Regions from separate parts of the Homo sapiens genome. Here regions 1 and 3 are each linked to region 2. A link is a contact called in ENCODE Hi-C or POLR2A ChIA-PET data. All regions are on one chromosome and are shown on one strand. The core of a region is the stretch at or near the end of the contact, and the rest is flanking DNA. Distances in the headings are between cores, read along the strand shown. Region 1 holds the start of NIF3L1 (NGG1 interacting factor 3 like 1). Region 2 holds the start of COQ10B (coenzyme Q10B). Region 3 holds the start of CASP8 (caspase 8).

Evidence for each region. A loop is a pair of places that touch in the nucleus more often than their neighbours do. ChIA-PET counts read pairs that join two places held with the same protein, here RNA polymerase II (POLR2A). Pooled maps may share reads with other maps.
Region 1: a loop to region 2 is called in a map of naive thymus-derived CD4-positive, alpha-beta T cell, with 7 times the contacts of the local background. The contact joins the promoter of NIF3L1 here to the promoter of COQ10B in region 2. A Hi-C loop is called at or near these places in 1 of 168 maps with a recorded cell type or tissue (naive thymus-derived CD4-positive, alpha-beta T cell) and 7 of 50 pooled maps. POLR2A ChIA-PET finds 5 or more read pairs at or near these places in 1 of 52 experiments (OCI-LY7).
Region 3: a loop to region 2 is called in a pooled map, with 12 times the contacts of the local background. The contact joins the promoter of CASP8 here to the promoter of COQ10B in region 2. A Hi-C loop is called at or near these places in 1 of 168 maps with a recorded cell type or tissue (naive thymus-derived CD4-positive, alpha-beta T cell) and 7 of 50 pooled maps. POLR2A ChIA-PET finds 5 or more read pairs at or near these places in 1 of 52 experiments (activated naive CD8-positive, alpha-beta T cell).

What each region holds. Positions count from the first base shown.
Region 1 is chr2:200,887,916-200,890,620 of GRCh38, forward strand. It overlaps NIF3L1 (NGG1 interacting factor 3 like 1), which reads left to right and starts at 1,456. Exons shown (of 7, transcript NM_001369441.2): 1 at 1,456-1,737. PPIL3 (peptidylprolyl isomerase like 3) reads right to left here and starts at 1,162. Exons shown (of 7, transcript NM_130906.3): 1 at 1,041-1,162. RefSeq lists enhancers at 242-986, 680-729, 798-1,997, 850-1,099, 987-1,731 and 1 more.
Region 2 is chr2:197,452,227-197,454,926 of GRCh38, forward strand. It overlaps COQ10B (coenzyme Q10B), which reads left to right and starts at 1,326. Exons shown (of 5, transcript NM_025147.5): 1 at 1,326-1,438. The coding sequence starts at 1,335. RefSeq lists enhancers at 729-778, 859-928, 988-1,604, 1,049-1,528, 1,549-1,598 and 1 more.
Region 3 is chr2:201,259,263-201,261,962 of GRCh38, forward strand. It overlaps CASP8 (caspase 8), which reads left to right and starts at 1,274. Exons shown (of 9, transcript NM_001372051.1): 1 at 1,274-1,351.

The DNA of each region.
Region 1 (2,705 bases), core at 206-2,705, 3.4 Mb after region 2:
GTGTGGTGGCAGGCGCCTGTAGTCCTAGCTACTCAGCAGGCTGCGGCAGGAGAATCACTTGAACCCAGGAGGCGGAGGCTGCAGTGAGCTGAGATCGCGCCACTGCACTCCAGCCTGGGTGACAGCGCGAGACTCCGTCAAAAAAAAAAAAAAAAAAAATCCTCTAATGGCATCCCCTAGGTAATAAAAACCCGGCTATAGAAGATATCCTACCCGATTCAAGCCTCCCAATCTCCTACTTGCCCGGCTTGCTCTTCTTCAAGAGCCTCCTTGCAAGTCCCCCAATAACCCAGATACCTTCCCTTAGGGTCCAGGCATTGGGTGTCCCTTTTGCCTGGAATTCTTATACTCAGACATCTCTACGGCTAATTTCCTCACCTCCAAATTTCTGCTTAAATGTCAAGTTTAACTGACCTGACAATCCTACACAGAACTGCTTTAGCCCTTCAGCCCTAGGACATTCCTATTTCCTTCTCCCACAGCACTTATCACTAATATACTATGAAATTCGCTTTTTTTTTTTTTCACCACAGCACTTATACTAATATACTATGAACTTTTTTTTTTCCACCACAGCACTTATCACTAATATACTATGAACTTCTCTTTTTTTTTCATTTTGAGACGGAGTCTCGCTATGTCGCCAGGCTGGAGTGCAGTGCGGCAGGATCTCGGCTCACTGCAACCTCCGCCTCCGCCTCCCGGGTTCAAGTGATTGTCGTGTCTCAGCCTCCCGAGTAGGTGGGACTACAGGCGCGCGCTACCATGCACGACTAATTTTTGTATTTTTAGTAGAGACGGGGTTTCGCCGTGTTGGCCAGGCTGGTCTCGAACTCCTGACTTCAGGTGATCCGCCCGCCTCGGCCTCCCGAAGTGCTGGGAGGCCGCCGTGCAGGGTCCTTCTTTTACTCTGACGTTGCAACAACAGCCTCGCCGCCCACTGTTCACTCGCAGTATCCCAAGAACTAAACCAGTAGCAACACAGAACTCAGCAAGCATTCGAATAAGTGAATGAAAGAATTAATGACGTTACTCCATACTTGGGCTTCACCACTTCGTCTAGCACAGCCGTTGTTAAAACAGGAAAAATGCAATCGCAGATGCCAGCAGAGGTCTGTTGGTTCAAAATTATAGTTTCTTTGGGCCAGCGGAAGTTGGGCGCGGGACCCAAGAGAGAGAACGCCCCTTACCGCCTCACCTCCTTCCTCCCCTCATCTTCCTATCTCAAACCAAAACGACAATGCAATTTATCCCCAACCGGAAATTTGACAGTGAAAGGGAGCTCTACTAATAATTGCACTGGGACAAGAAGTGTAAGGCGAAACTACCTGGGCAACCTCAAGCAATGCTTTACACTCGGCTGCCAAACGGAAAGGACCACTTCCGCCCAGCTCTCCCGCTACGGGGAGCCAAGTGCCACAGCATCCGGAGCGCCGACGCGGGACCGGAAGTGACGCAGAGAAGTTTCCGGGACTGGTGAGTAGTGGGCGATTTAAAAACCCGCGAGTGTAGTTGTGACCTTCGCGGTAGGTGCCGGTTGGGGCCGGCTGTGATTGTTATCTTGGTGCTGCAGAGGACAGCAGAAGAGGAGATTGGGTCAGAAAACTGCCCTGCCGCACCAGAGCACAGCGCACTAGTGGGACAGGGGTCCTGACTCAGACTTAACTGGCTGTGTCTCGTGGTTTTTCACTGTCCTGGAAAAGGCCTGAAGTGGCACTGAAATGAGGCATAGATGAGGTAACGTCGAGGGAGCGGTTTGCAGGTTGCAAAGGGGCCCTACTGATGCTGCTTAATAGTAAACAGTGCTTACTCTAGGACGGGAGTTGTTTCCAGCTTTACGTGTAAATCTCGCGATATTGTGGCCTGGGCACTATTTCCATTAAGGAGGAAACTGCACAGGATAAGTCATTTACCTGCTGTTGCACAGCTCTGGCTCTAGGATTCAGGCTGGCTTCAGAGTCGGTGCTCTTAACCGCCATACTATGTTGCCTTCTGTTGTCGTTGTTGACTGTGGCCATGTAGCTTCGCAGTTTCCTCATCTGTAACAGTAAATAACTCAAAACCTGCATGATGGCCCACTAGGGTTTCACTTTCGAGCTTGCCAGATGTAGAAAATGCTGGAGAATGGAGTACTATGAGGACCATTAGAAGATCTTTCAAGGCCGGACGCAGTGGCTCACCCCTGTAATCCCGGTACTCTTGGAGGCCGAGGCAGGTGGATCACTTGAGCGCAGGAGTTTGAGACCAGCCTGGGCAACATGGCGAATCCCCATCTCTACTAAAAATACAAAAATTAGCCAGGTGTGGTGTTTAGCGCCTGTAGTCCCAGCTGCTCAGGAGGCTGAGGTGGGAGGATCTGCTTGAGCTCAGGAAGTCGAGGCTGCAGTGAGCTGAGATCACGCCACTGCACTCCAGCCTAGGCGCCTAGTGAAACCCTGTGTCAAAAAGAAAAAAACAAAAACAAACTTCCAAGACCTCGAGTGGTTTTTGGAGACCCTGTATCACTTCAAATAATGTGTTAAACAAGCATCTTCATCTCATTAAATAGAAATGTTGAAAAATTGCTTTTGGAATAATTGACTTATGGATATTTCATCAAATTTACAGTTGGCTATGCTTTCTTATTGTGCATACTATGAAATGTTTTTCTTCAAAAAGTGTTTATAAGTGGTAAGTTTAAGAATGGGGTTGACAGCATTATCTTT
Region 2 (2,700 bases), core at 76-2,575:
CTCGCCCGGCTAATTTTTTGTATTTTTAGTAGAGACGGGGTTTCACCGTGTTAGCCAGGATGGTCTCGATCTCCTGACCTCGTGATCCGCCCGCCTCGGCCTCCCAAAGTGCTGGGATTACAGGCGTGAGCCACCGCGCCCGGCCCATTTTCTCCCAAGTAATCAGAGTTCACTTCCTCACTTCATTTTAGGCCTTTGTTCAGTGTCATCCTCTTAGAGCCCCTCCTAACCACCCTATATAAAACAGCACCCTACCATATTCCTCCCTCTTCATCTCCTTACCCTGCTGTACTGTTTAGTCTATGGGACATATAACAAGCTGCCATTGCACTATATACTAATTGGTTTCTTTCCCCCACTAGGATATAAGCTCTGTGACAGTGAAGACTTTTGCTCACTTCTCCAGCATCTAGTAGGTGCCACACAAATATCTGACTACATTTAATCAACAATCTCATTTACACCCAAACTATATTAAATAGGTAGTATTGTCATCCTCACTTTACAGTTTGCAGGAAAACTATTGGTGCACAAACCTTAAGTAAAGACCTGAAAACAAACTGAGGGAACAAGAAGTCTGGACTTGATGACTGATCACCAAAACAAGTAAATCAAAGCGAAGTCGTCTGATTAGTATGGAATAAGGGAAACCCAAATCATACGAGAACACCAATTAAAATGTGGGACACGCAGGAAGAAGGCAGACGGAACTGCTGCTGGATAACTGAGTCTTTCCTAATGACAGGACCTTATGTTGCCCTCACAATTACCCCGTGAGATAGGCAAGGCAGGCATTGTATTAGACAATCATTAACAAGCAGGACGCTGACAGCCAGGCTTCGCAGCCAGGAGTGGTGGCCTGTCTGGCTCCGCACTCACGGGTTCGGACAGTTACAGAATTAACACTCAAGCCCTGGGGCTTCCCGCAGCCCCCGGGGGGGTGGGGCTCACTGACTAGCCTCCCGGAAGCGGACCCCAGGAGAACCAGGCAGTTGGTTAATCCAGGAACAGCTCCTGCGCGGGGCGTGGACTGAGCAGTCACTGAGTATTACGCAAATTGCGCGAGCGCACGGGAAAAGCGATTGGTCGGTCAGGAGAGAGAGGTGTGTCCTGGCGGGCCCGCAGCTCCGATTGGCCGACAGGCTGACGGGAACGTTTACGGTCAGCGTGTGTCAGCGACGTGCAACCCGGAAGGGAAGAAGGGGCGTGTCAGGCTGCGCAGGCGGCCAGTCCATTGGCTGGAAGAGACCGGAGCCGGGCTCCGGGCCCGACCAGAGGAGGGCGGTGCTGCAGGGCTGGTCCGGGAGGTGACGACCGGCTTCGGAGAGTCTATCATGGCAGCTCGGACTGGTCATACGGCCTTGAGAAGGGTAGTCTCGGGATGCCGTCCGAAGTCGGCGACAGCGGCCGGGGCGCAGGCGCCCGTGCGGAATGGCAGGTAATCAACAGCGGGGGCGCTGAGACGAGAGTAGTTTTCGATTTTGGCTGCCGAGTTGGGGGACCGGAAGGATTTGGGGGTGAGGCAGAGCCGGACTCGGTGCATTTCCGTGTCTTTAGAGGAGAAGGCTTTTTTTTGCGTTTGGCATCTGAGGGACTCAAGAGCGGCGCGCATCACCTTGGGCCCAAGGCTGTGTTCGTGGCTCGTTTGCCTCGTGAGAGGCGGTGAATCATCGGCGAAGCGACTTTGGAAGCAATTTGGCCATTGGTGCCTTTGGGCTCTTCCGGTCTCCTCCCCTATGGCTTGTTGCTACTGCTGTTGGAAAGTTTTAACTTTGCGCAGAAGGGTTGCCGGCTGCTGGCTGTATGGGAGTTTGTGTTTGGCGGTGAGCCCCCTTCTCCGGTTCCTTCTACCTGCCAGATGGTCAGATGCGTTTTCCCAATTTCTGAAAGAGTGCTTTGCCCTCGCCATTTAGTGTTTACAAAACTAAATACAGCCAGCATAAGGGACTTGGATTTTTTCACTCTGCTGTAACTTACAGGTCCTGTAACCTTGAAGCATAGTCAGCTTTCGATTTTCCTGGTTGGTTCATTTTTTGGTAGGTGGGGGTGGAGATGGAGGTCGGGACACGGATACCATACTTGTACGACTTAGTTTCCTTTTACTAATAACATTGTAATATTCTTGAAAATTAAAGTTAGTGTGTTTAAAATGAATTCAGGTGTACAAAATACGAGGTGGGGAGAGAAAACACAAATCTAGTTGAGCCCCAGGACATTTAGATTAAATGAAGATCCGACCCTACTGGAAACAAGGAAATAATTTTTTTAAAAAAAGATTCAATGAAGAATTTTTAAAAACACCAACAACCTTACCAAATCCAAATCCCTTTAGACAAATGTTGGATGAGACAAACAAAATCATAAAATTACTCCTGCTTTAGGAAATAACCTCAAAAAGTAGTTTCAAGCAGAATAACGCCATCATACTTGAGATCTGTTTGTATTACTCTTATAAAATGTTGTCTTGCAAATAACACTTACTTTTGAGAAAAATACAGTTGCTTTAATGATCAAATTGAGGCTTCAGTTCCAAGATAAATACTGTTTATGATAATGAGGGCGGCAGTTTGCGTTCATTTCCAATGTTAAGCATCAGATTCTGACCTTTATTATACTTAAGTATATGAGAGAGTGGTACTGGAAGACGAGTGACAAAAAAGCTGTTCTCCATGTGGTCCAGTTGTCCAGTATTCATTTCAT
Region 3 (2,700 bases), core at 24-2,523, 3.8 Mb after region 2:
CCTGGGATCAAGCAATTTTCCCATCTCAGCCTTCAGATTAGCTGGGACCACAGGCGCGTGCTACCACACCTGGCTAATTAAAAAATTTTTCTTCATAGAGATGGTGTCTCATTTTGTTGCCCAGGCTGGTCTCAAACTCCTATGCTCAAGGGATCCTCCCACCTTGGCCTCTCAAAGTGCTAGGATTACATGCATGAGCCACGGTGGCCATCCAGGCATTGATATTATGAGGCCATCTTGACCTAGCCCTCTCTGGTGAAGAGTCCTTTTCAGATACTTCGTTCAGTCTTCTCAGCTATGAGTCCCTACCCTCTGAAAGCTTATATTCTATTTGGGGAAAGACAAAAGGCAGTTTCAAAGAAGAGAGGTGTTTGATTTTCTTTTCCTACTTTTAATATCAGAAAACATTTCATCTAACTCTCAGTATGAAGGCAATATTTTGTTTACTGGTATATCCCTAGAGCCCAACATGGTGAGGGCCCCAGGATTTGCTTCTTTGATAAGATGGTAAACCCAGCTTTCAGCTAACTTCATGGTTTCCTCAGCTACACTCATATACAAGGATCACCTTTGGTAAGATGGACTTACCATCTTACCAAAGAGTTTTTGCATTTTAGAGTTTTTTCTTTTTAGATTTTTTTCATTTTAGAATTTTTTTATTTCAGAGTTTTTTCTTTTTAGAGGTTTTTCATTTTAGAGTTTTTTCTTTTTAGAGTTTTTTTTTTTTTTTAATTTTAGAGTATTTTAGGCTGCTGAGGGTGGAATCTGGTGACCTTGGGGCCACAGAGATGCTCCTTGGCTAAACCAGGGGCTTTAGCTCTGAAAGTTCACAGCCACCCTGAGAACCAAGATGAGAGGGCTCTGCAGTGTCCAATCTCAAGACCTCTCTGAGGTGCTCCATCAAGATTCATTGAATGAAAAAATTAAAGTCTTAATGATGAACCCAGAAAAATCTTTAAATCCTAAATATGAAATGAAAGTGTTCTTAGTTACAATCCAGTCCAACGTCCTTGTTTTGGAATGTGGAAATGAGGCCCCAAAGGTAAAATGGCCCATCCAAAGTCACAGCCAGGGGCCAGTGCTCAGGTGGCCAGGTGCCCTGCGTGCGGTCTCCTGGACCACCAGGCCTTTTTCCTGCAGCTTTAGAAGCTTTAGAAGGCACTCTGCTCACTCAGGGGCAAGTGGTAAGCGCTCTTTCCCCTCTAGTGTTTGTGACTCAGGAGTTTCGAAACAGGAAGTAGAGCTGGCTGGCTGTGCCCTTCCGTCCTTCATTAGACGTTTGCTCTTGTCTTAGATGCTCAGATGGTAGTGGATAGGCCTGTGACGAAGGTGCTACCATCGTGAGAGTAAGGTAAGGATTTGCCTCTTTGTTAAGGTCAGAGGGGCCTTTTGGGAGGAAGGCCTTTGATTCTGGAGTTTTCTAGGCTGCTGAGAGTGAGATCGGGTGGCCCTGGGGCCATGGAGGTGATCCTCGTATGTGAGTGTGGATGGGGAAACCATGAAGTTAGTGTAAGAGGTAGCAGTCCCTCTGAGAGCCTTGCCGAGGGCCGTGCAGTTTCCAGATCTGAAGGCCATTCTAGCTTAGACTGATGAAGTCCTAGGAGCTTCTGAAATGCTGCAAGTTTAACTACTTGTATAAAGGCCTCATCCTGATCCCAGTCAAACTTGTGAAATAATAGAAGCCAAAATTTAAATCTCTACTGACTTTGCTGCTACAGCTATCCTCCCACCAACACACATACCCACCAACATACACACTTGCCAACATAAACGCACACACACATACACACAAACACACCCATGTGGTCCTACTAATTCAATTATTTATTTTTTAAAGAAATTAAAAAAGACTGGGCGTGGTGGCTCTCGCCTGTCATCCCAGCACTTTGGGAGGTCGAGGCGGTGGTTCACCTGAGGTCGGGAGTTTGAGACCAGCTTGACCAACATGAAGAAACCCCGTCTCTACTAAAAATACAAAATTAGCCGGGCATGATGGCGCATGCCTGTAATCCCAGCTACTCGGGAGGCTGAGGCAGGAGAATCGCTTGAACCTGGGAGGTGGAAGTTGTGGTGAGCCGAGATCGTGCCACTGCACTCCAGCCTGGGCAACAAGAGCGAAACTCCGTCTCAAAAAAAAAAAAAAAAAAAAATTAAAAAGATACAGAACAGTTCAAAAAACAATATAATGGGAAGACTAGATAGACACAATCAGAGACCTGCACTTGTGGGGTTAAGAATTTACAGGTGAAGTTGCAAGTTTCATTCTGTTTGAAAATGATGGGATTATATGTTTTGCTGAGGTTTGGACACCTTTGCTGGGTTGTTTGAATGCCGTGGCTGCAGCGCCCTGTTATGGACATCATGTGCGTGCAGAATGGATGTCTGTCAGGTTCCGGGGCAGCCCGCAGTCTGAGGCAGCCAGCCTGGATTGGAGGGAGTGGCAATACTACCTGCCGGTTAGGGGTTTGGGCCTGAGAGCGAGTGGCTTTCAGGTTCTCTCAAGCTTCGGATGAGATGCAGGTTTCTGCTTCCGATGGCAAATGCATGTTTTGCTTTTTAGTTATCACTGCAAGAGCTAGGATGCTGCTAGAATATTACTGGAATGATTGTGATGAGATGGAATGTATTTACAGTTTAATTGTGACATGTAATACAGTGGTAGAATGGGACTCTGGAATGAGATGCTGGGGCCTAGATTCT